2 separate regions of the Homo sapiens genome follow, and region 1 is linked to region 2. A link is an interaction called in ENCODE POLR2A ChIA-PET data of the cell type or tissue named here. Cell type or tissue: GM12878. All regions are shown on one strand. Links, peaks and the distances in the headings refer to the core of each region. The heading gives the core; the rest is flanking DNA.

Region 1 (12,652 bases), core at 4,312-8,311, 51 kb after region 2:
GGACGACCTGCCCTTCAGTGTTCCTGGAGCATCTTCTCCAAAGTGGAGGTCGAGCCAGGCCTAGGAGGAAAGAGAGGGCAACTGCGGACGACCCCACCGCAGAAGAGGTGAAACCGACGGGCTCCAGGTAGGTGTGTCCTCCCCAACCACACCCTCCCACAGGGCCCGGAGACTGGGGAAGGCCGGAGATGAGATTAGGGTCAGAGCCACACCCCTGACCCGCGTACAGGACAAACTGAAGCCACGCGTCTACACTGGCGCTCCGAACTGCGTTGGCCCAAAGCTTCTTCACCGCTTCCAGCGGAGGGCTTAAAGCGGTCCCCCCAGCCCTCACACAGCGGGTTTTCTCAGAACCCAGTCTCCAGAGACCGCCTGGATTCAAATCCTGCCGCCGCCCTCAGCCGCTGGGAGAGCCGGGCCTTGGCCTCACCTTCTTCCCAGCCTCACCTGCAGAATGGGCGTGTCCCGAGGGTTAAATGCCCTCATCACCATGAAGCCTTAAAACGGTGCCTGGCACATGGCGATACGCAATAAACGTCCGCCAAAATGACGTTAGCCAGGATTCGCCCCGGAAGGCTTCCTGTTCTCATACAGCCCTTCAATGAGGGCTAATCCCTTTGGCTCCTTTAACAACTTTTTTTTTAATGTGGTTAGCACATTTTGTTGACTTTTTTTTTTTTACAAAGACCAAGTCAGCATGTCCTCTTAAAAATATCTTAAGAGATTATGTTTTGTTCCTACTTGCTTTGAGGAATGACTTCGTCCTGGTTGAGTGGGGTGAAAACAGTGAAATGCGAACAAGGATAATAAGACCATCTTTCCTGTACTGTTTCTTAAAAAAGGAGGGGAGTGAGGAATTAAAAATTCAGATGCTGGATTTTAAAGACTGTCATGCTAAGTATTTTCTTATCAACTTCCTTTTTTTTTTTTTGTCCTCATATAAACATAACAGTAGTTGAGTTTTTCCTTTCTTCTTGACTCAAAAAAAAAACTGACACATAAACTTCTCCAAACCAATACAGCTGAACTTTCTACAAAGATTTGTAACTGATATATTCCTTAAAGAAAATAAGAATGCTCTGAACAGAAATAAACAGTTTCTGCAGCAGTTTTATTTGAAGCCCACAAATAAAAACAGCATGTCCCCAAGGAAACAAAATAGAATTGGGAGTCGCAGCTAAAATGGCTCTGCCCTAATCCTCTCTTACCCAGTACTATGGGGTTTGTTTACAGGAAACCCTTGCCACGAGAAGTTTTCTGCTAGTTTTCAACCGTATTTTGGCATCATCAACTCAGGCATATGGAAACAAATTAAATATTCAGCTTAAAAAAAAATTACAAAGTAAAGGAAGAGAACGCTGACCTGTTCCTTTCTACCTTCTTCAGGATGGGTAGAGGCATGAAGAAATGCAGGCTCCCCTCCCCCTCCGGGCCACGCTTCCCGGCTGGGTGGAAACTATCTCATTACCACATTTTCAACAAGTAGACCAGTTTCCTCCTTTAATCAAAGTTACTTTGTGGTTGTTTGGCAGTCTGCGCATGCCATGTTTTTATAGCTATAGAAAATGCGTATTTATTTATTTTGAGATGACTATGACCATATGACAAACCTAAGTCAGCCTCTTATAGCCAATGATTTATAAGAGCTCTGAAAAGCCCGGCCTTTAAACATTTTAATAGAGGCTCTCTCATCCTTTGTAAGTGGAAGTGTAAATTGGTACAGTCCTTTTGTAAACAACTCAATGAGACAAGTCAAGGGCCTTACAAATGTTCATACATTTGGATGCAGCAATAACACTCCTGGAATCAATCCTAAGGAAACAGCCCTAATGTAGGAAAAGGTGTTAGGAACAAAGATCTTCGTGGTAACAAGATTTACTACGAGGGGGAGAGCAATACACGTTCACTCTCCATGCATGTGTGGAGGGACACAAATAAAGGAGTGGTTAGTCATCCAAGTTATGTATCCCCACACGATTACATACAGCCATTTTAGAATTAGAAAGCTTTGAAAAATAGGCCATTGGGAAATATTTATAATAGCAAATGAAAAAACCGAGATGCAAAGTTGTATTTTTAATGAACTCTAATTTTTTCTATTAGTAACGAAAAAAGGATGTAATATACATAAAAATATTTAAATTGATTTTATCAGAAAAATTTTAGTACAGACTGAATATTATATGAAAACAAAAAAATTTTATTTCATTAGCTGTAATAATGGCACGGATTATTACAGAATATGCATTATATATATATTTAAAGATGTATACTGAAGGATATAGAAGAATGACATGACATAGGAGAATTTATAATACTTTAGTAAATAAAAAAACAAGAGAATTGAACCAAAGGTGGTTAACATCTTGAAACTAGAACTTGCCCAGGCACCGTGGTTCACGCCTGTAATCCCAGCACTTTGGGAGGCCGAGGCAGGTAGATCATGAGGCCAGGAGATCAAGACCATCCTGGCTAACACGGTGAAACCCCGTCTCTACTAAAAATACAAAAAATTAGCCGGGCGTGGTGGTGGGTGCCTGTAGTCCCAGCTATTTAGGAGGCTGAGGCAGGAGAATGGTGTGAACCCGGGAGGCAGAGATTGCAGTGAGCTGAGATCGTGCCACTGCACTCCAGCCTGGGCGACAGAGCGAGACTCCATCTCAAAAAAAAAAAAAAGAAAAAGAAAAAGAAACTAGAACTGGGCATCAGATATGGGGGTTACTCATTACACTATTTTTATTATTCTCTCTACTTTCGCATACATTTCAAAATTTTTATTAAAATTGTTTCTTTTTTTCTTTTTTTACCCTTAATCCTATGATGGGTTATATTTAAAAATTTTTTTAATGTTTGTTTTTCAATAATGGCATATGTATGACCCTTTTTCTACTTTCTATTTTTCTCTAATTATTTTTCATAATCTACTTATATTACCTTTGAAATAAATTAACATTTATTTTACCAAAAAGTAATTTAAAATAAGAATAGTAAACAGTTCCACAGAAAAGTTTTTCTTGCCATGTAATTCTAGTGAATCCTCAGAATGCTATGATAAGCCTGTGTACCTTAAAATGTGAGCTTCTAAATGGTCCAAATCTTTTGGGACGGCACCGTGCCATCTGAGACTGCTGTAAATATGATCAGCTGATAAAAGGCCAGCTGCAACTAACCATTTTAAAGATTAGGAACCATTTAAAAACACACACACACACACACACACCACCTCTGGCCTCTTAAGTGTTAAGTGGCAAGATACTCTGGTTTATTTCTAAAGTTTCATGCAATAATCACGTAAGCACCGAGCAGGACAGAATTCTACATACCGCCAAGCTGACTCAGAAAGAAGGGTTCCACATTCCTTAATTAGCAGCATGAGAAAAGCACCACTTCCTGCGGTGGAGTTCCCATTTCATCCAGCCACTCCACTGGCTCGGTACATCCTCAAGTCCACGAAAAAGATTTTCATAAAGTCTGGAGACACAGTGTTGTTTAATTTATTTCATTTTACTTTGTTTTGTTTTATCCTACTTTATTCTATTATACTCTATCCTATTATATGTATTCTAATTTTTACAAATTGAAGATGTTTGTAATGACGTAGATTCTTTGTTTCTAGACTTTATGGATGCCTGTATATACTGAAATCACAGTTGGAGGCAGAGTAGGTGAACACTTGACCAACTTGAAAATACAGCTTCTACTTTGGGAGGCCAAGGTGGGAGGATCACTTGAGCCCAGGAGTTTGAGACCAGCCTGAACAACATAGTGAGACCCCCCCATCTCTATTTTTAATCTTTCTTTTTTTTTTTTTTTTTAAGACAGAATCTCACTCTGTCACCCAGGCTACAGTGCAGTGGCATGATCTCGGCTCACTGCAGTCTCCCTGTCCCGGGTTCAAGCAATTCTCATGTCTCAGCCTCCCGAGTAGCTGGGACTACAGGCATGCACCACCATGCTCGGCTAATTTTTGTATTTTTAGTAGAGATGAGGTTTCACCATGTTAGCCAGGCTGTTCTCAAACTCCTGACCTCAAGTGATCTGCCCACGTAAAACTCCCAAATTGCTGGGATTACAGGCGTGAGCCACACACACACCCGCAGCCCCCACCACCACCAGTCGTCTCTATTTTTTAAACGAAAGAAAATACAGCTTTCTTGATTATTAACAGTCAAAAGATTCAAAGTCCTAGACCAGAAGTTTCTTTTTTAGTACCTATGACTTAAGTTTATGATTTGGATTAAAGTTCTCTGGCAGAACACCCACAGGATGCCAAAGCCTGAGGAAGATTTCCGAACAAGATTACACGGTTTTCCAATGGGATACATTTGATCACGTGTGAAAACATGGTGGCAGCACTACTGCAACCTTAAATGAAAGGGCAAATTCTCAGGAAACACATTCTGCTTGTAAATATTGGATGTAACCATTCTAACAGTTATTTACTTTTAACTTGAGAAATTTTAAAGAAATGTAGCCGGGCGCGGTGGCTCATGCCTGTAATCTCAGCACTTTGGGAGGCCGAGGCGGGTGGATCGCCTGAGGTAAGGAGTTCGAGACCAGCCTGGCCAACATGGTGAAACCCCATCTCTACTAAAAATGAAAAATTAGCCGGTCATGGTGGCAGGCGCCTGTATGTAATTCCAGCTACTCGGCAGGCTGAGGCAGGAGACTCGCTTGAACCCAGGAGGTGGAGGTTGCAGTGAGCCGAGATGGCGCCATTGCACTTCAGCCTGGGTGACAGAGCAAGACTCAAAAAAAAAAAAAAAAAATTTCTAGACTTTTTTCCTTTTTCCCTTTCTAAGCTTTTAAAGATTTTATGTCTGTCTTAGTTTTCAAGTTATACAGCAAAACACTGTAGATCCATTACAGAAACACTAAAATTTTAGGGTATAAGAATTCAAAGCTTCTATTATCTGGAACACAAGGGCACCCCTCATTGCCAGTGTATTCTGTTGTGTTCTGTTTGCATAGAATCCAGCCTAAATGCTGCCCACCTGGAGTGAGTTGCTAGATGGACTGAAATAATCCTAGCAAACTTGTAATGGTTTGGGCACAACCACTGCTCCTTTGCCATCTAGCTGGTACTGCTGCTGTTACCAGGTCTGTTAGATAGCGACCGATGAGGCCTCCTGGCCTTGTTGATATTTCTTTGCCTATCAGTGGATCGTTAGTTGGAGTATTTCCTTAGTCACAGACCGGCCTTTTATTGGGATGTTCTCAGTAGGAACTACATTTGCAGATAACAGATGGTTATTTAAATAAGAATGTGAAAAATATATATACTCTTTCTCTTCTGGGGCCTAAGATGGTTTTTTGCTGATTCTTAAACCTGTAGCTGTTTTTATGAGTGGATATCTGATTTTTTAAAAATCTCTCATGACATGTAAATGTTTAAGTTGTTTGAAAACATTTACATTTTCTGACCAGCCAGCAACACTTACAATCTTCCATAGTTCCTAAGATTAAGAAAACAGGAGAAAGCTAGAGAGATTTGGCAAAGTATGTAATAACCTAGCAAGGAAATTCTTGAGCAAGAGTATATGGGTTTGAATTTATTGGAACATTTGAAAGCAATTAAATTTTTTTTCCTCCAAACTTATTTTTGTCCTTTTTAAAGCACACACAGGCAAACAACTGAAAAAGATCATTGCAAGTAAAATGAATCATTAAGCTGATCAAGCCTAGAAACCACCACCAGAAGTATTTATAGCATTATTAGGGTGGAGTATCTATAATCCATTCTCAGACTTATTATAAGTCTCAAGATCCACCCTTTGAAAAGCTAATCCTATCCTCAATCTTCAAATTTAATTAGTATTTATTGATCTCATATGGAACGTCCAGCACAGTGTTAAAAAGGACCATCTTCATCAAAAAAAAAGAAAAATAAAAAAACAAAAAAATGGAAAAAAATAAAGAAATTAAAGAAAAAGCAAATGAAACAAAAGGTACCATCTTCCAAATGTGAGAATAGGTGCTCAAATGATATCTATGGTTCAACTATACATGTGTGTTGAACAAATGTAAATAGCATATAGTAGAAGCCACCGTAAATGAATCAGAATGATTCAGGCTAACTTTACAGTAAACTAGAAGAACACTGCTGTTAGATCTGTGTATCTGCCATATTTCAAATACAAGAGTCCTCACATTTTACAAGGTCACTTAGGAAAGATTAGAGGACACACTCTAATATGCAATGTATAATTCTTTTTTTTTTTTTTTTTTTGAGACGGAGTCTCACTCTGTCACCCAGGCTGGAGTGCAGTGGCACAATCTCGGCTCACTGCAACCTCCGCCTCCTGGGTTTAAGCAATTCTTTGCCTCAGCCTCCTGAGTAGCTGGGATTACAGGCGCCCACCACCACATCCAGATAATTTTTGTATTTTTAGTAGAGATGGGGTTTCACCATCTTGGCCAGGATGATCTTAAACTCCTGACCTTGTGATCCACCCGCCTGGGCCTCCCAAAGTGCTGGGGTTACAGGCATAAGCCACCATGCCTGGCCAATTCTTTTGTTTTTGTTGTTCTGGTCATGCAATGTATAATTCTTTTTTGGTTGTTTGTTTGTTTGTTTTGAGAAGGAGTCTTTGCTCTGTCACCCAGGCTGGAGTGCAGTGGTGCGATCTCAGCTCACTGCAAGTTTCGCTCCTGGGTTCAGGCCATTCTCCTGCCTCAGCCTCCTGAGTAACTGGGACTATAGGCGCCCGCCACCATGTCCAGCTAATTTTTTTGTATTTTTTAGTAGAGACGGGGGTTTCACCATGTTAGCCAGGATGGTCTCAATCTCCTGACCTCGTGATCCACCTGCCTCGGCCTCCCAAACTGCTGGGATTACAGGGGTGAGCCACCATACCTGGCCTTTTTTTTTTTTTTTTTTTTTTTTGAGACGGAGTCTCACTGTATTGGCCAGGCTGGAGTGCAATGGCATGATCTCAACTCCCTGCAACCTCTGCCTCCTGGAGTCAAGCAATTCTCCTGCCTCAGCCTATGAAGTAGCTGGGATTACAGGCACCCGCCACCACGCCCAGATAATTTTTGTATTTTTAGTAGAGATAGGGTTTCACTATGTTGTTGGCCAGTCTGGTCTCAAACTCTTGACCTCAGGTGATCTACCTGCCTCGGCCTCCCAAAGTGCTGGGATTACAGGTGTGAGCCACTGTGCCCGGCCGCAATGTATAATTCTTAAAGAATACTTTTTTATTTTTATGATTAGAAAGCCTTACTTGGCTGGGCATGGTGGCTCACATCTGTAATCCCAGCACTTTGGAAGGCTGAGGCAGGAGGATTGCTCGAGGCCAGGATTTGGAGGCTGCAATGAGCCACGACTGTGCCACTGCACTCCAGCTCGGGCAGGAGAGCAACACCCTGTCACGAAAAAAAAAAAAAATTAATCCCTACATATTATAGAAAATTTCAAAATTGCACCCATAAACCCAACACATAACATGCAGAAATAACCACTGTTCCAATTTTGCTGCCTTCCTGCAGCTTTAAAAAAAAATGGCCATTTTCCAAAACATTATCTGGGCGTGGTGGCATGTGCCTATAGTCCCAGCTACCTGGGAGACTGAGTTGGGAGGATCACCTGAGACCGAGAGTTAGAGGCTGCAGTGAGCCATGATCATGCCGCTGCACTCCAGCCTGGGCAACAGAGCAAGACTCTGTCTCTAATGATTGATAATAATAATAATAATGTAAAGCTTTTTATTTTTCCTTTTTTTGAGACAGGGTCTTGCTTTGCACTGTCCCCCAGGGTGGAGTACAATGTCAGGATCATGGCTGAGACTAAAAGCTCATGCCACCACGCCCAGCTAATCTTGGCTTTTTTTTTTTTTTTTGATAGAGTCTCGCTCTGTCGCCCAGGTTGGAGTGCAGTGGCGAAATCTCGGCTCACTGCAACCTCCACCTCCCAGGTTCAAGCAATTGTCCTGTCTCAGCCTCCCGAGTAGCTGGGAATACTGGCACACGCCATCAAGTCCAGCTAAATTTTGTATTTTTAATAGAGATGGGGTTTTGCCATATTGGTCAGGCTGGTCTCGAACTCCTGACCTCAGGTGATTCACCTGCCTCAGCCTGCAAAGTGCTGAGATTACAGGCTTGAGCCACCACACCCGGCCATCTTTGCATTTTTATACAAATAAAAATAAGTAAATACGGGCTGGGCATGGTGGCTCATGCCTGTGATCCCAGCACTTTGGTAGGCCAAGGCGGGTAGATCACTTGAGGTCAGGAGTTCAAGACCAGCCTGGCCAAATCATGAAACCCAGTCTCTACTAAAAATACCAAAAGAAATTAGCCGAATGCGGTGGCTGGTGCCTGTAATTCCAGCTGCTCAGGAGGCTGAGGCAGGAGAATCACTTGAACCTGGGAGGCAGAGGTTGCAGTAAGCTGAGATCACACCAATGCACTCCAGCCTGGGTGACAAGAGCGAAACTCTGTCTCATAAATAAATAATTAAATAATCTTTACCCTGGTCCTAGGGATGACCCTGCAAAGGGAAGGGGACTCGAGAGTCAGGGGAACCACAGTGGGTGGGAGAGAGACTGACTTTTCTCTGTGTACCTTTTGATATCAGAATTATGTTTTAACTTCATAAAAGATACATATGTCGATTTTTTTTTTTTTTTGAGACAGAGTCTAGTTCTGCCGCCCAGGCTGGATTGCAGCGGCGCGATCTCCGCTCACTGCAAGCTCCTCCTCCCAGGTTAACGCCATTCTCCTGCCTCAGCCTCCCGCGTAGCTGGGACTACAGGTGCCCACCACCATGCCCAGCTAATTTTTTGTACTTTTTTAGTAGGGATGGGGTTTCACCGTGTTAGCCAGGATAGTCTCGATCTGCTGACCTCGTGGTCCGCCTGCCTCAGCCTCCCAAAGTGCTGGGATTACAGGTATGAGCCACCGTGCCCGGCTCTTCTCTTGTTTTTTATTTTAGAATCAATTTTTCTGGGGTTAGGGCAGGGATGGGGTGAAGGGCACAGTAACTAATCATAGGACACCTCTATTTTGCCCTTGAGTAGATTTTCAGAAAAGCCTTGACAACACCCCCAGAACTAGATGGCCTAACCAAATAAAATGGCAACACCTAAAGATACTTATAAAATAAATCTTTAGGCCCGGCACGGTGGCTCACGCCTCTAATCCCAGCACTTTGGGAGGCTGAGGAGGGCAGATCATGAGGTCAGGAGATCGAGACCAACCTGGCTAACACGGGGAAACCCCGTCTTTACTAAAAATACAAAAAATTAGCCCGCATGGTGGCAGATGCCTGTAGTCCAGCTACTTAGGAGGCTGAGGCAGGAGAATTGCTTGAACCCGGGAGGCGGAGGTCACAGTGAGCTGAGATCACGCTACTGCACTCCAGTCTGGGCAACAAAGTGAGACTCCGTCCCAAAAAAATAAAATAAAAATAAATAAATAAATCTTTACACTATTTGTGGTTTATATTCTAGGGCTTTTTCACTCATTCCCTAGGCATGTGGGACCTCGAAGATGCCGAATCAGCTAAACGGGAGGTGGCTTGAGTAGGATTTGCTGCCAGCTAAAGCGTGAGATGCTATTGCATGTGCAAGGCAAGGCTTTCTTCAGCGGCATCATCTTCCAAAATAGCCCAGGTATATCTCACCAGAATTAAACCGGGCTGCAGGTGGCCTTTCCTCATACTTGACCAATGACGTGATTAATTTAGATCTGTTCGGAAGTATTTATTTAAATCCATTCTCTCCCTGAGTAGGTGTGAACTTTCCTCTTCCTACTATTTCTTTGAAATATTTCCACCTTACATGAATGAGCCATTGCACTGGAGCAAGTTTTCTTCCAGAACATAAAATAGATCATATGTATTCACACAAATGTAAAAACGATGTGCAATTTGAGCTTTCCCTCAAAGAAAATAACAGTGATTCTGGTTTTAATTCCTGGTATTAAATGTTGCAAGATTGGTAATTTGATATCCAGTGTGAGAATCTAACATGGGGTGCCTCTCTTCTTTGTCTATCTCTATTCTATTTCTTTTTCTTTTTTCTTTCTTTTTTTTTTTTTTTGAGATGGAATCTTGCCCTTGTTGCCCAGGCTGGAGTGCAATGGTGCAATCTCGGCTCACTACCACCTCTGCCTCCCAGATTCAAACGGTTCTCCTGCCTCAACCTCCTGAGTAGCTGGGATTACAGGCGCCCGCCACCACGCCCCGCTAATTTTTGTATTTTTAGTAAAGACAAGGTTTTGCCATGTTGGCCAGGTTGGTCTCAAACTCCTGACCTCAAGTGATCCACCTGTCTCAGCCTCCCAAAGTGCTGGGATTACAGGCGTTGAGCCACTGCGCCTGGCCCTCTATTCTGTTTCAATCCAACTATATGTCTGGTTTGAGGAAATAGCCAGGGACCCACGCTGTGATTAGCCCAACAACCCAAGCAGGGCTGACTCCTGAAGCCAGAGTAGTAACAATCAGTTCTGGCCTGGCTGGTCACGGTGGCTCACGCCTGTAGTCCCAGCACTTTGGGCGACTGAGGAGGTGGGGGGGGGGGGCAGATCACTTGAGGTCAGGAGTTCGAGACCAGCCAGGCCAACATGGCAAAACCCCATCTCTACTAAAGACACACAAGAAATTGGCAGGGTGTTGTGCTACACGCCTGTAATCCCAGCTACTCAGGAGGTTGAGGCAGAAGAATCGCTTGAATCCAGGAGGCAGAGGTTGCAGTGAGCCGAGATCTGGCCACTGCACTCCAGCGTGGGTGACAGAGTGAGACTCCATCTCAAAATAAATAAATAAATAAATAAATAGGCAGGGCATGGTGGCTCATGCCTATACTCCCAGCACTTTGGGAGGCCAAGGCAGGCGGATCACGAGGTCAGGAGATCGAGACCATCCTGGCTAACGCGGTGAAACCCGGTCTATACTAAAAATAATAAGATTAGCTGGGCATAGTGGCAGGCGCCTGTAGTCCCAGCTACTCGGGAGGCTGAGACAGGAAAATGGCGTGAACCCGGGAGGCGGAACTTGCAGTGAGCCGAGATCGCACCACTGCACTCCAGCCTGGGTGACAGAGCCACACTCCGTCTCAAAAAATAAATAAATAAATAAATAATCAGTCCTGACCTAATACAACAGACATGAATGGCAAAAAGTTTGATTGTGCAATTTTCTCCATAAGAGGACCTGAGGCAGGTCGTATGCTTGCTGTCTAGAAAATAATTTCAATGTATTTTGGATTCATCCATACTAAGCAGTTTTTGCTTTGTTAACTGTTTCACCTTATGAGATTTTTATTTTGAGAACAACGTGTGGTGAACGTTGGGATGTTTTTTTCTTCCTCCTCTTTTTTTTCCCTTCTGCTTTAAAAATAAGATAAGCTTGCATGCAAATAGAGTTCAGGGTGACCACAGTAACATTCTCAGCTTTATTTACTGAATTACGGAGTCTCCCTTCACTTGATTAAGTTCCATTTGCATATCTTTAACATGAGAAACACTTTATTCCACTTTATTCCATTAATGAGTCATTTGAGACATCTTCAGAGTTTATAGCAATGCTGAAAGAATGGATGTCTTCTGTATGAAAACTTAGGGGTTGTTTTATGTGCAGAGAAAGAGAGAGACAAATAGAGGTTTTTTAAAAAAAAAAATTCTAAAACTGAAATGTGCTCAAATGAATTAAAGATATTTGAAATATATTTATGTATGTATTTCTAGCTAAAGAAATATATAGTATAACATTCTCATTCTATGAAGAAATAGGCTATTTCCTTTTGTGCTACATATAATTAGTTTTCTTTTTTTTTTTTTTTTTTTTTGAGATGGAGTCTTGCTCTGTCACCCAGGCTGCAGTGCAGTGGTGCGATGTCGGCTCACTGCAAGCTCCGCCTCCCAGGTTCACGCCATTCTCCTGCCTCAGCCTCCCGAGTAGCTGGGACTACAGGTGCTCACCACCTCGCCTGGCTAATTTTTTGTATTTTTAGTAGAGACGGGGTTTCACCGTGTTAGCCAGGATGGTCTTGATCTCCTGACCTCGTGATCCGCCCGCCTCGGCCTCCCAAAGTCCTGGGATTACAGGCGTGAGCCACCGTGCCCGGCCATATAATTAGTTTTCGAAGAAGAATAATAACTCTATATGTTTACTATTTTTATTTTTTTAATTTAATTTTTTTTTATTTGAGACGGAGTCTTGCTCAGTTGCCCAGACTGGAGTGCAGTGGCACAATCTCGGCTCACCACAACCTCCACCTCCTGGGTTCTAGCGATTCTCCTGCTTCAGCCTCCTGAGTAGCTGGGATTACAGGCGTGCACCACCACACCCAGCTAATTCTTGTATTTTTAGTAGAGATGGGGTTTCACCATGTTGGCCAGACTGGTCTCGAACTGCTGACCTTGTGATCCACCTGCCTTGGCCTCTCAAAGTGCTGGGATTACAGGCGTGAGCCACCGCACTCGGCCTATTTTATTATTTTTTATTTTATTTTTGGAGAGCAATGGCACAATTTCGGCTCACTGAAATCTCGACCTCCCGAATTCAGGCGATTCCCTTGCCTCCCGGAGTAGCTGGGACTACAAGCGCCCACCACCACGCTCGGCTAATTTTTGTATTTTTATTAGAGACAGGGTTTCACCATGAGGGCCAGGCTGGTCTTGAACTCCTGACCTCAAGTGATCTGCCAGT
Region 2 (9,896 bases), core at 5,365-9,364:
TCTTTTGTATCGTAGATGAAAGGAGGCCATTGGGCTGGTTACGACTTATGACTACTTGCTTTATATTAAGGATCAGCAAAAATCAGTAAGAGTCACTAGAGGGTTTCACTCTTTTTTTTTTTTTTGAGACAGAGGTTCACTCTTGTTGCCCAGGCTGGAGTGCAATGGCATGATCTCAGCTCACTGTAGCCTCTGCCTCCCGGGTTTAAGAAATTCTCCTGCCTCAGCCTCCAGAGTGGCTGGGATTACAGGCGCCCACCACCACACTCGGCTAATTTTTGTATTTTTAGTAGAGACGGGTTTTCACCATGTTGGTCAGGCTGGTCTCAAACTCCTGACCTCAGGTTATCTGCCCACCTCGGTCTCCCAAAGTGCTGGGATTCCAGGTATGAGCCCCCGCGCCCAGCCAGGGTTTCACTTTTCAACGTGTGCTGCACTCACCTGATCACCTTCAACTCTAACTGATAGTATCAAGGACAAATCAATAAAAGTTCAACCAAAAGGTTGTCTGGCCATTGATTTTTAATGTTGCATGTTCACTTCCGGTCAATGAAATGGTAGATCTTGTCATTCTGCGACTTTGCACTCTTCATTGTCTTTTTTTTTTTTTTTTAAACAGGGTCTCACTCTGCTGTCCAAGCTGGAGTGTGGTGGTGCCATCATGACTCACTGCAGCCTTGGCCTCCCAGGCTCAAGCGATCCTCCTGCCTCGGCCTCCAGAGTCTCTGGGACTACAGGCATGTGCCAGCACCCCTGGCTAACTTTTTTGGTATTTTTTGTAGACACAGGGTCTCACTATGTTGCTTAGGCTGCTCTCAAACTTGTGGGCTCAAGCAATCCTCCCACTTCAGCCTCCCAAAGTGCTGAGATTACAGGCATGAGCCATCATGCCTGGCCTCTTCAGTGTCTTTTTATTGACCACAAGATAATGCCCACATTTTCTTAACCAGCTCACCACCACCTCCTCAGCCTCTTCGTACCCTTTCCTGGCAGAAAACTCCTTACTCAAGGGCATCCCCCTCCTGATGATCCCCGAAATGTGCCTTGTTGCCTTTAACCTCCTCCCAAGAGGGAAGTTCAGAGGCAACAGCCGGTGCAAACCCTCCCAGATCCTTGTGCAAGCCTCAGATTAGACAGCTCTTCTTCTAGGAAGCCCTCCCAACCCTCCTCCTGGGGGTCGGGGGCACTGACAGATGAAGCCTTCCAGAAATGGCAATCAAGTTCAATGAGGTGGGAGGAGCAGCTCCGGTCAACCCCGTCGGTGTCTCCGCATGAATATTCAGCCTCATTTGGAATTAACATCAATGATGCAATGGCCCTCGGGTCAGACACCATGAAGGAAAACACAGCTGTGCTAAGTCCAGTCACTTAAACCCTCTGCTAAACCTCCCCACAGCTTCCCATCACACCTAGAGCAAAAGCTAAAAATTGGGCTGGGTATGGTGGCTTACGCCTATAATCTCAGCATTTTGGCAGGCCAAGGTGGGCAGATCACCTGAAGTCAGTAGTTCAAGACCACCTGGCCAACATGGTGAAACCTCATTTCTACTAAAAATTACAAAAATTAGCTGAGCATGGTGGCACATGCTTGTAGTCCCAGCTACTTGGGAGGCTGAGGTGAGAGAATCTCTTGAACCCGGGAGTTAGAGGTTGCAGTGAGCTGAGATCGCGCCATTGCACTCCAGCCTAGGCGACAAGAGAAACATTCCGTCTCAAAAATAAAATAAAATAGGCCGGGTGTAGTGGCTCACGCCTGCAATCCCAGCACTTTGGGAGGCCGAGGCGGGTGGGTCATGAGGTCAGGAGTTCAAGAACAGCCTGGCCAAGATGGTGAAACCACGTCTCTACTAAAAATACAAAAAACTTAGCTGGGCATGGTGGTGGGCGCCTGTAATCCCAGCCACTCGGGAGGCTGAGGCAGAGAATTGCTTGAACCCGGGAGGTGGAGGCTGCAGTGAGCCGAGACAGCACCACCGCACTCCAGCCTGGGCGACGGAGCAAGATTCATCTCAAAAAATAAAAATAAAAAATAAAATAAAATAAAATAAAATAAAATAAAATAAAAATTGGGCTGGGTGTGGTGGCTCACGCTTGTAATCTAAACACTTTGGGAGGCCAAGGTGGGCAAATCACCAGATGTCAGTTCGAGACCACCTGGTCAACATGGCAAAACCCCATTTCTACTAAAAATTACAAAAATTAGCTGGGCCTGGTGGTGCATGCCTATAGTCCCAGCTTCTTGGGAGGCTGAGACCAGAGAATCACTTGAACCCGGGCGGCAGGGTAGGCAGCAGAGGTTGCAGTGAGCTGAGATCACGCCACTGTACTCCAGCCTGGGTGACAGAGCAACACTCTGTCTCAAAAAAAAAAAACAAAAAACAAAAAAAGGAGGTGTATTGTGAGTCATAACCTCAATTTGTTCATACTTTACTCTGCTATTTTTTCCTTTTTTAAAATTGAAGTATAATACAGCCAGGATTGGTGGCTCATGCCTATAATCCCAGTACTGTGGGAGGCTGAGGCAGGAGGATTGCTTGAGGCTAGAAGTTCAAGACCAGCCTGGTCAACAGATCATCTCTACCAAAGAAAAGTTTTTAAAAGATTTTTAAAAATTAGTCAAGCATGGTGGTGCATTCCTGTAGTCTAAGCTACTCAGGAGGCTGAGGCAGGAGGATCACTTGACCTCAGGAGTTGGAGGCTACAGTGAGCTATGATCACACCACTGCACCCCAGCATCCCAGTGACAGAGTGAGACCCTCTCTGTAAAACAAACAAAAAAACTGAAGTGTATATATATATATATATATATATATATATACACACACACACATATATATACACACACATACATATATGTGTGTATATATATATACACACACATATATATGTATATATACATATATATACACACAAAAAGTGCCCAAATCATAAGTGTAGACTTCAATTTATTTTCACAACATAAACCAGCACCCAGACCATGGAACGAAAGGTCTAGAATCCCAAGCGTGTCTGTACCTGCTTGCTGTTTGCCCACCACCAGCAGCAGCGCACACGCCATCCTGACTTCCAGCAGCATAGGCTAGTGCTACCCATTTTTGTCATTTGCATGAGTGGAGTCATACGGAACACAGTCTTTTGTGTCTGGCGTCTTTTGCTCTGCATTATGTTTGCGAAGTTTCTCCATGTTGCTCTATGATTGTAGATCATCCGTTCTTGTCACTGTATACTGACCACTGCAAGGAGATGCCACAGCTTACTCATCCATTCCATTCTTGGCAGGCTTTTGCACCTTTGCTATTTTACTTTGTTTGTTTGTTTGTTTTTTAGAGATGAGGTCTCGCTATGTTGCCCAAGCTGTTCTTGAATTCCTGGGCTCAAGCGATCCTCCCACCTTGGCTTCCCAAAGTGCTGGGTTTACAGGCAAGAGCCACCGTGGCCAGTTTATGCTATTTTAAAGTACCAAACTATTGGTATTATTGTTCATGTACTACCATTATTTCTCTACTTAAGAAAATCTGTAACCAGAATAATTGATATCACATGGCACACCCAAGGAGGTATTTGTGGCATTAAAGTTGCATCTGGGCTGGGCACAGTTGCTCATGCCTGTAATCCCAGCATTTGGGAGGTCAAGGTGGGCGGCTCACTTGAGGCCAGGAGTTCGAGACCAGCCTGGCCATCATGGCGAAACCCCATCTCTACTAAAAATACAAAAATTAGCCAGGTGTGGTGGCACACACCTGTAGTCCCAGCTACTCGGGAGGCTGAGGCATGAGAATCAATTGAACTTGGGAGGCAGAGGTTGCAGTGAGCTGAGATTGTGCCACCGCACTCCAGCCTGGAAGACAAAGTGAGACTCTGTCTCAAAACAAAACGAAACAAAAAACAAAACAAATAAAGTTGCATCTGAATAGAAGTTCAAGAAGCCTTGTGATCTCTGTCATCCTGAGTTTCATTCCCATTTGGGGCGAATGGTGAGTTGGATCATTTTCCTTGCTAGTCGTCTTTAGGTCCCACAAACCACACTAAGCCTGGTCCATTTCCAGAAGTTTTTTTGTTTTGTTTTGTTTTTTTGAGACGAAGTTTCTCTCTTGTTGCCCAGCCTGGAATGCAATGGCACAATCTCAGCTCACCACAACCTCCGCCTCCTGGGTTCAAGTGACTCTCCTGCCTCAGCCTCCCGAGTAGCTGGGATTACAGGCATGTGCCACCACACCCAGCTAATTTTGTATGTTTAGTAGAGATGGGGTTTCTCCATGCTGGTCAGGCTGATCTCGAACTCCTGACCTCAGGTGATCCGCCTGCCTCGGCCTCCCAAAGTGCTGGGATTACAGACATGAGCCACTGCATCCGGCCCAGAAGTTCTTGATGGATCCATCTGCAAATGAGGGATAGAGGGAAGAGAAGTGGGGAGAGAAGAAGGCAGGAGGAAGGGGTGAGAGAACCAGGAGAGGGGAGCGCGGCTCCAGGCTCAACCCCACCCCGCCTGGAGCTTGAGCAACTCCTTCCCTTCCTTCAGGACTGGCTTTCTCCCTTTTCCCTCCAGGGCCAAATCCTGTCTCTTAGGACTTGACTCCTCCTTCCCAGGGTCATTTACTTTCCCCTGGGCTTTCTTGCCTTACATCCTCCCTAGAAAATACAAGCCCTGCCCCTGGAGCTCTCAGAGCCCAGCACCTGGGGCAAAGTGGAGAACACAATGGCAGTGAGAGTTCCTTTTTTTCTTCTTCTTTTAATTAAATTGGGTTTTTGGGGCCAGGAGTGGTGGCTCACACCTGTAATCCCAGCACTTTGGGAGGCTGAGGCGGGCAGATCACTTAAAGTCAGGAGTTGGAGACCAGCCTGGCCAAGACGATGAAACCCTGTCTCTACTAAAAATACAAAAATTAGCCAGGCGTGGTGGTGCATGCCTATAATACCAGCTACTCAGGAGGCTGAGGCAGGAGAATCGATTGAACCCTGGGAGGCAGAGGTTGCAGTGAGCCGAGGTCATTCCACTGCACTCCAGCCTGGGTGACAGAGCAGAGCAAGACTGTCAAAAACAAGGAAGGAAGGAAGAAGGGAGGGGAAGGAAAGAAGGAAGGAAAGAAAGAAAGGGAGGGAGGGAGGAAGGAAGGAAGAAAGAAAGAAAAAAAAACTGGGCCTTTGGCATCACTGGAAATAAATATCCATATAACAGCGGTGTCATTTTGCTCTGCTGTTACAATCACTAAGCACAAGGACTACACTAGGTAATGAACATACAAGCTAGCTCAAGGAACTTTAAATTTTTTTGAATTATAAAAAATTTAAAGTTTATTAAAAGCGTTACTAATAGAGTTTCATCTTTTCTGCCGCATTTGAAATAACACAAATGTTCCCCACAGCATTTGAAATAACACAAATGTTCCATCTTTGAAAAGTTGCTCAACTATCAAAGTTGAATTTCAAAGCTGGTAGAACAAGGAACTGGCAAACTTTGTTAACACCCGTGCCACCTGGAGGTGACACTTTATGGCACTAAGTAAAATGCCCCATCATTGGTCAGTTAGTTCCATTGAGAAAAATAGCCTTGAATAGTTCAGATATTCAGTTATTGATGGTCTTCAAGAACGCACTTCTCCCCTACAATTTGGCAGAAGTGTGTTGTGCTCATTGCCTTCTTCATAACTAGAGACTGGTTTGGTTCCCAATGCAACCAAATCCTCGTTATTGCTTCAGCTAAATTCACACACATAACCATTTTGCAAAACTCACCCAGCCTGGGCAACATAGCAAGACCCTACCTCTACAAAAAAAAAAAAAAAAAAAAAAACGCACAGAAATTAGGCCGGGTGAAGTGGCTCACAGTTGTAATCCCAGCACTTTGGGAGGCCAAGGCAACAGATCACTTGAGGTCAGGAGTTCGAGACCAGCCTAGCCAACATGGCAAAACCCTTTCTCTACTAAAAATATAAAAATCAGTTGGGTGTGGTGGCATGTACCTGTAATCCCAGCTACTCGGGAAGCTGAGGTGAACCAGGGAGGCAGAGGTTGCAATCAGCCAAGATCACACCACTGCACTCTGCACCTAGGTGACAGAGTGAATTCTGTCTCAAAAAAAAAAAAAAAAAAAGATTAGCCAGGCATGGTGGCAAGCACCTGTAGTTCCAGCTGCTGGACAGGCAGAGGTGGGAGAATCCCTTAAACCCAGGTCAAGCCATGATCGCACCACTGTACTCCAGCCTGGGAGACAGAGTGAGACTCTGTCTCAAAAAAAAAAACAAGTTATTATTATTTTTCCATTGAGTTGGTCTTGTTCTGCTGCCCAGACTGGATAGAGTGCAGTGGTACAATCATAGCTCACTGCAGCCTCAACCTCCTGGGCTCAAGTGATCCTCCCACCTCAACCTCCTGAGTAGCTGGGACTACAGGTTTGCAACACCATGCCCAGCTAATTTTGTTATTTTATTTTATTTTATGTATAGACAGAGGTCTCACTCTGTTGCCCAGGCTGGTCTCGAGCTCCTGGCCTCAAGCAATCCTCCCATCTCGGCCTTCCAAAGTGCTGGGACTACAGGCATGCACCACCATGGCCGGCTAATTTTTGTATTTTTTGTAGAGATGAGGTCTCTCCATGTTCCCCAGGCTGGTCTCAAACTCCTGGGCTCAAGCGATCCACCCTCCGCGGCCTGCAGAAGTGCCGGGATTACAGGCAAGAGCCACCATCCCTGACTAAAAGATTTTCTTTTCTTTTTTTTTTTTTTTTGAGAAGGAGTCTCACTCTTTCGCTGAGGCTGGCTTGCAATGGCACGACCTCAGCTCACTACAACCTCTGCCTTCTGAGTTCAAGCGATTCTCCTGCCTCAGCCTCCCAAGTAGCTGGGATTACAGGTGAGTACCACACCTCGCTAATTTTTGTATTTTTAGTAGAGACGGGGTTTCACCATGTTGGCCAGGCTGGTCTCCCGACCTCAGATGATCTGCCCACCTTGGCCTCCCAAAGAGCTGGAATTACAGGGGTGAGCCACTGCGCCCGGCCAAATTTTCTTTATATTAACATGTAGTGGGATTATTGTTGTTCTTGAATTTGTAAATTATTTAATAGTTTTCCATATCTATTAAGGTAAATATCAATAGCTGTAACCTATTCTTTTTTTTTTTTTTTTTTTTTTTTTTGAGACGGAGTCTCGCTCTGTCGCCCAGGCTGGAGTGCAGTGGTGCGATGTCAGCTCACTGCAAGCTCCGTCTCCCAGGTTCATGCCATTCTCCTGCCTCAGCCTCCCGAGTAGCTGGGACTACAGGCACCAGCCACCACGCCCGGCTAATTTTCTGGTATTTTTAGTAGAGACGGGGTTTCACCGCGTTAGCCAGGATGGTCTCAATCTCCTGACCTCGTGATCCACCCGCCTCGGCCTCCCAAAGTGCTGGGATTACAGGCGTGAACCACCGTGCCCGGCCAAGATTCTTTATAAAGCATTAATTACATGGCCACCTCCTTTCATCCTCTAGGACCTGTTAGGTCCTGTCCTGACCACCCAGCTCTCGTGGGTTCTCCTAATTATTCTCAGTCTCCTGCTGATTTCCTCCCCAGCCACTACAGCAGGGCCATAACTGGTCTGTTGACCTTTTCTCCCCTCCCCTCCCCTCCCCTCCCCTCCCCTCCCCTCCCTTCCCCTCCCTTCCCTTCCCTTCCCCTCCCCTTCCCCAGCCCTTTTCTTTCCGAGACACAGTCTTGCTGTGTCACCCAGGCTGGAGTGCAGTGGCACGATCTTGGCTCACTGCAACCTCCTCCCACCAGGTTCAAGCAATTCTTGTGTCTCAGCCTTCCAAGTAGCTGGGATTACAGGCGCACACCACAAAACCCGGCAAATTCTTGTAGTTTTAGTAGAGACGGGGTTTTGCCATGTTGGCCAGGCTGGTTTGGAACTTCTGACCTCAAGTGATCCACCAGCCTGGGGCTCCCAAAGTGCTAGACTTACAGGCATGAGCCACCGCGCCCAGCCATGATGACCTATTTTCAATGTCTTCCACCACCAGCAACCCCACAAAGACAGCCCCAAGAGGGTAGGAAATGCTACCTGGTTCATGAGACACATGTCCCTGGCACCCAGCCAGTACTAGCCCTAAGCGCCTGGCACTTAGTGAAAGCTCAATAAAGATATACTGAAGAAATAAAAGCAGGTAGAGAAAAGACCACCAACTTCAACCTCTCCAAAGTAGATTTCTTCGAGTCATTTGATGTTCAGCAGAAAACCGTGTTCTTTTAAAAAAAAATTTTTTTTCAGCGTTTTTTTCGTGTGTGTGTGTGTGTGTGTGTGTGTGTGTGTGTGTGTGTGCTGTTTCATTCTCCAGGAAAACAATGAAACAGTGCTAAAATCAGCCTGTGCTAGTGTGGACTGTAAACTCCTTTTTAAATAAGAAAGGGAGATATAAATAGACCTGCAAATATGCCTGTATTTTCAAAAAGAATTAATGAAAAGATAAATCAAAAATTAATTTTTAGGCTGGGCGCAGTGGCTCACACCTGTAATCCTAGCACTTTGGGAGGCTGAGACAGATGGATCACCTAAGCTCAGGAATTCAAGACCAGCCTGACCAATATGGTGAAACCCCATCTCTACTAAAAATACAAAAATTAGCCGGGCTTGGTGGCATGCGCCTGCAGTCCCAGCTACTCGGAAGGCTGAGGCAGAGAATTGCTTGAACCCGGGAGGTGGAGGTTGCAGTAAGCCAAGATCGTGCCACTGCACTCCAGCCCGGGCTACAGAGCGAGACTCATTCTTAGAAAAAAATAATAATTTTTAAAAATGGTTACTTTAGGCTGGGCGCGGTGGCTCACGCCTGTAATCCCAGCACTTTGGGAGGCCAAGGCAGGTGGATCATGAGGTCAGGAGATCTAGACCATCCTGGCTAATACAGTGAAATCCCATCTCTACTAAAAATACAAAAAAAATTAGCCGGATGTGGTGGCAGGCACCTGTAGTTCCACCTACTCAGGAGGCTGAGGCAGGAGAATGGTGTGAACCCGGAAGGTAGAGCTTGCAGTGTGCTGAGATGGCGCAACTGCACTCCAGCCTGGGAGACTGAGCGAGACTCCAACTCAAAAGAGAAATCTGAAAGGTTCATTGGGCAGTGATAAGAGCAATAACATTGGCATTGTTTCTGTTATATACAGTAGGTTAAAGCCAGGAACCCAGCTTTTCAGAAAATCAAAAACAAAATCAAAGAAAACTCTAAAACGTGAGTTGGAAATAGCAGTATAATTCACTGAGGTTTCCTTTTTGATAATATTTATTTCCTTTCCCTACATTAAAAAGGCCAGGAGCACAACCACCCAGGTAGGACTAAATGCCCCTTGCGCCCAAACTGCCCTAATTACCGCTTCCCATAAAAGGAACCCAGGATCCTTGGATAAATGACGGTTCCCAGGTGTGGGTCAGTACAGGTGGGATTTGGATCATCTCCGGTTTTGTTTTGGGGTTTGTTTTTAGAGACTGAGTCTCGCTCTGTCGCTCAGGCCGGAGTACAGTGGTGCGATCTCGGCTCACTCCAACCTCTGCCTCCCGAGTTCAAGCAACTGTCCTGCCTCAGCCTCCCTAGTAGCTGGGATTACAGGCACCTGCCACCACACCTGGTTAATTTTTGTATTTTAGTAGAGACGGGGTTTCACAGTTAATTTTTGTATTTTACTAGAGATGGGGTTTTACCATGTTGGCCAGGCTGTTCTGGAACACCTGACCTCAGGTGATCCGCCCGCCTCAGCCTCCCAAAGTGCTGGGATTACAGACGTGAGCCACCATGCCCAGCCAGAACATGTTTTAACAAAAAGTTAAGAAGCCTTCAGACTTTTGTCCTGCAAACACTGGGCCAACTTGGAACTCCCACTGACCAAAAACAAGAGACTTGAGGCATCAAAATGACGACCACATGCTCTCAAC

Evidence for each region. Peaks named below come from ENCODE experiments on the same cell type or tissue, not always from the same donor. Only the 100,000 strongest peaks of a DNase experiment are listed, where the experiment ranks them.
Region 1: POLR2A ChIA-PET joins it to region 2 with 5 read pairs; 11 of 35 experiments call an interaction of 5 or more read pairs at or near these places.

Annotation. Positions count from the first base shown.
Region 1 is chr20:53,608,385-53,621,036 of GRCh38, forward strand. LOC105372672 (a long non-coding RNA gene) reads left to right here. Exons shown (of 3, transcript NR_134576.1): 1 at 1-127; 2 at 9,453-9,614. Among named protein-coding and RNA genes, the nearest start is that of ZNF217, 21 kb to the left of the region's middle. RefSeq lists enhancers at 126-445, 2,386-2,435. In GM12878, for the core only: no CTCF peak of the experiment used is centred there; no DNase peak of the experiment used is centred there; H3K27ac peaks cover 991 bases.
Region 2 is chr20:53,556,019-53,565,914 of GRCh38, forward strand. ZNF217-AS1 (ZNF217 antisense RNA 1) reads left to right here. Exons shown (of 6, transcript NR_110051.1): 2 at 620-737; 3 at 6,731-6,849. Among named protein-coding and RNA genes, the nearest start is that of ZNF217-AS1, 8.2 kb to the left of the region's middle. RefSeq lists an enhancer at 898-1,398 and a silencer at 3,329-3,512. In GM12878, for the core only: no CTCF peak of the experiment used is centred there; no DNase peak of the experiment used is centred there.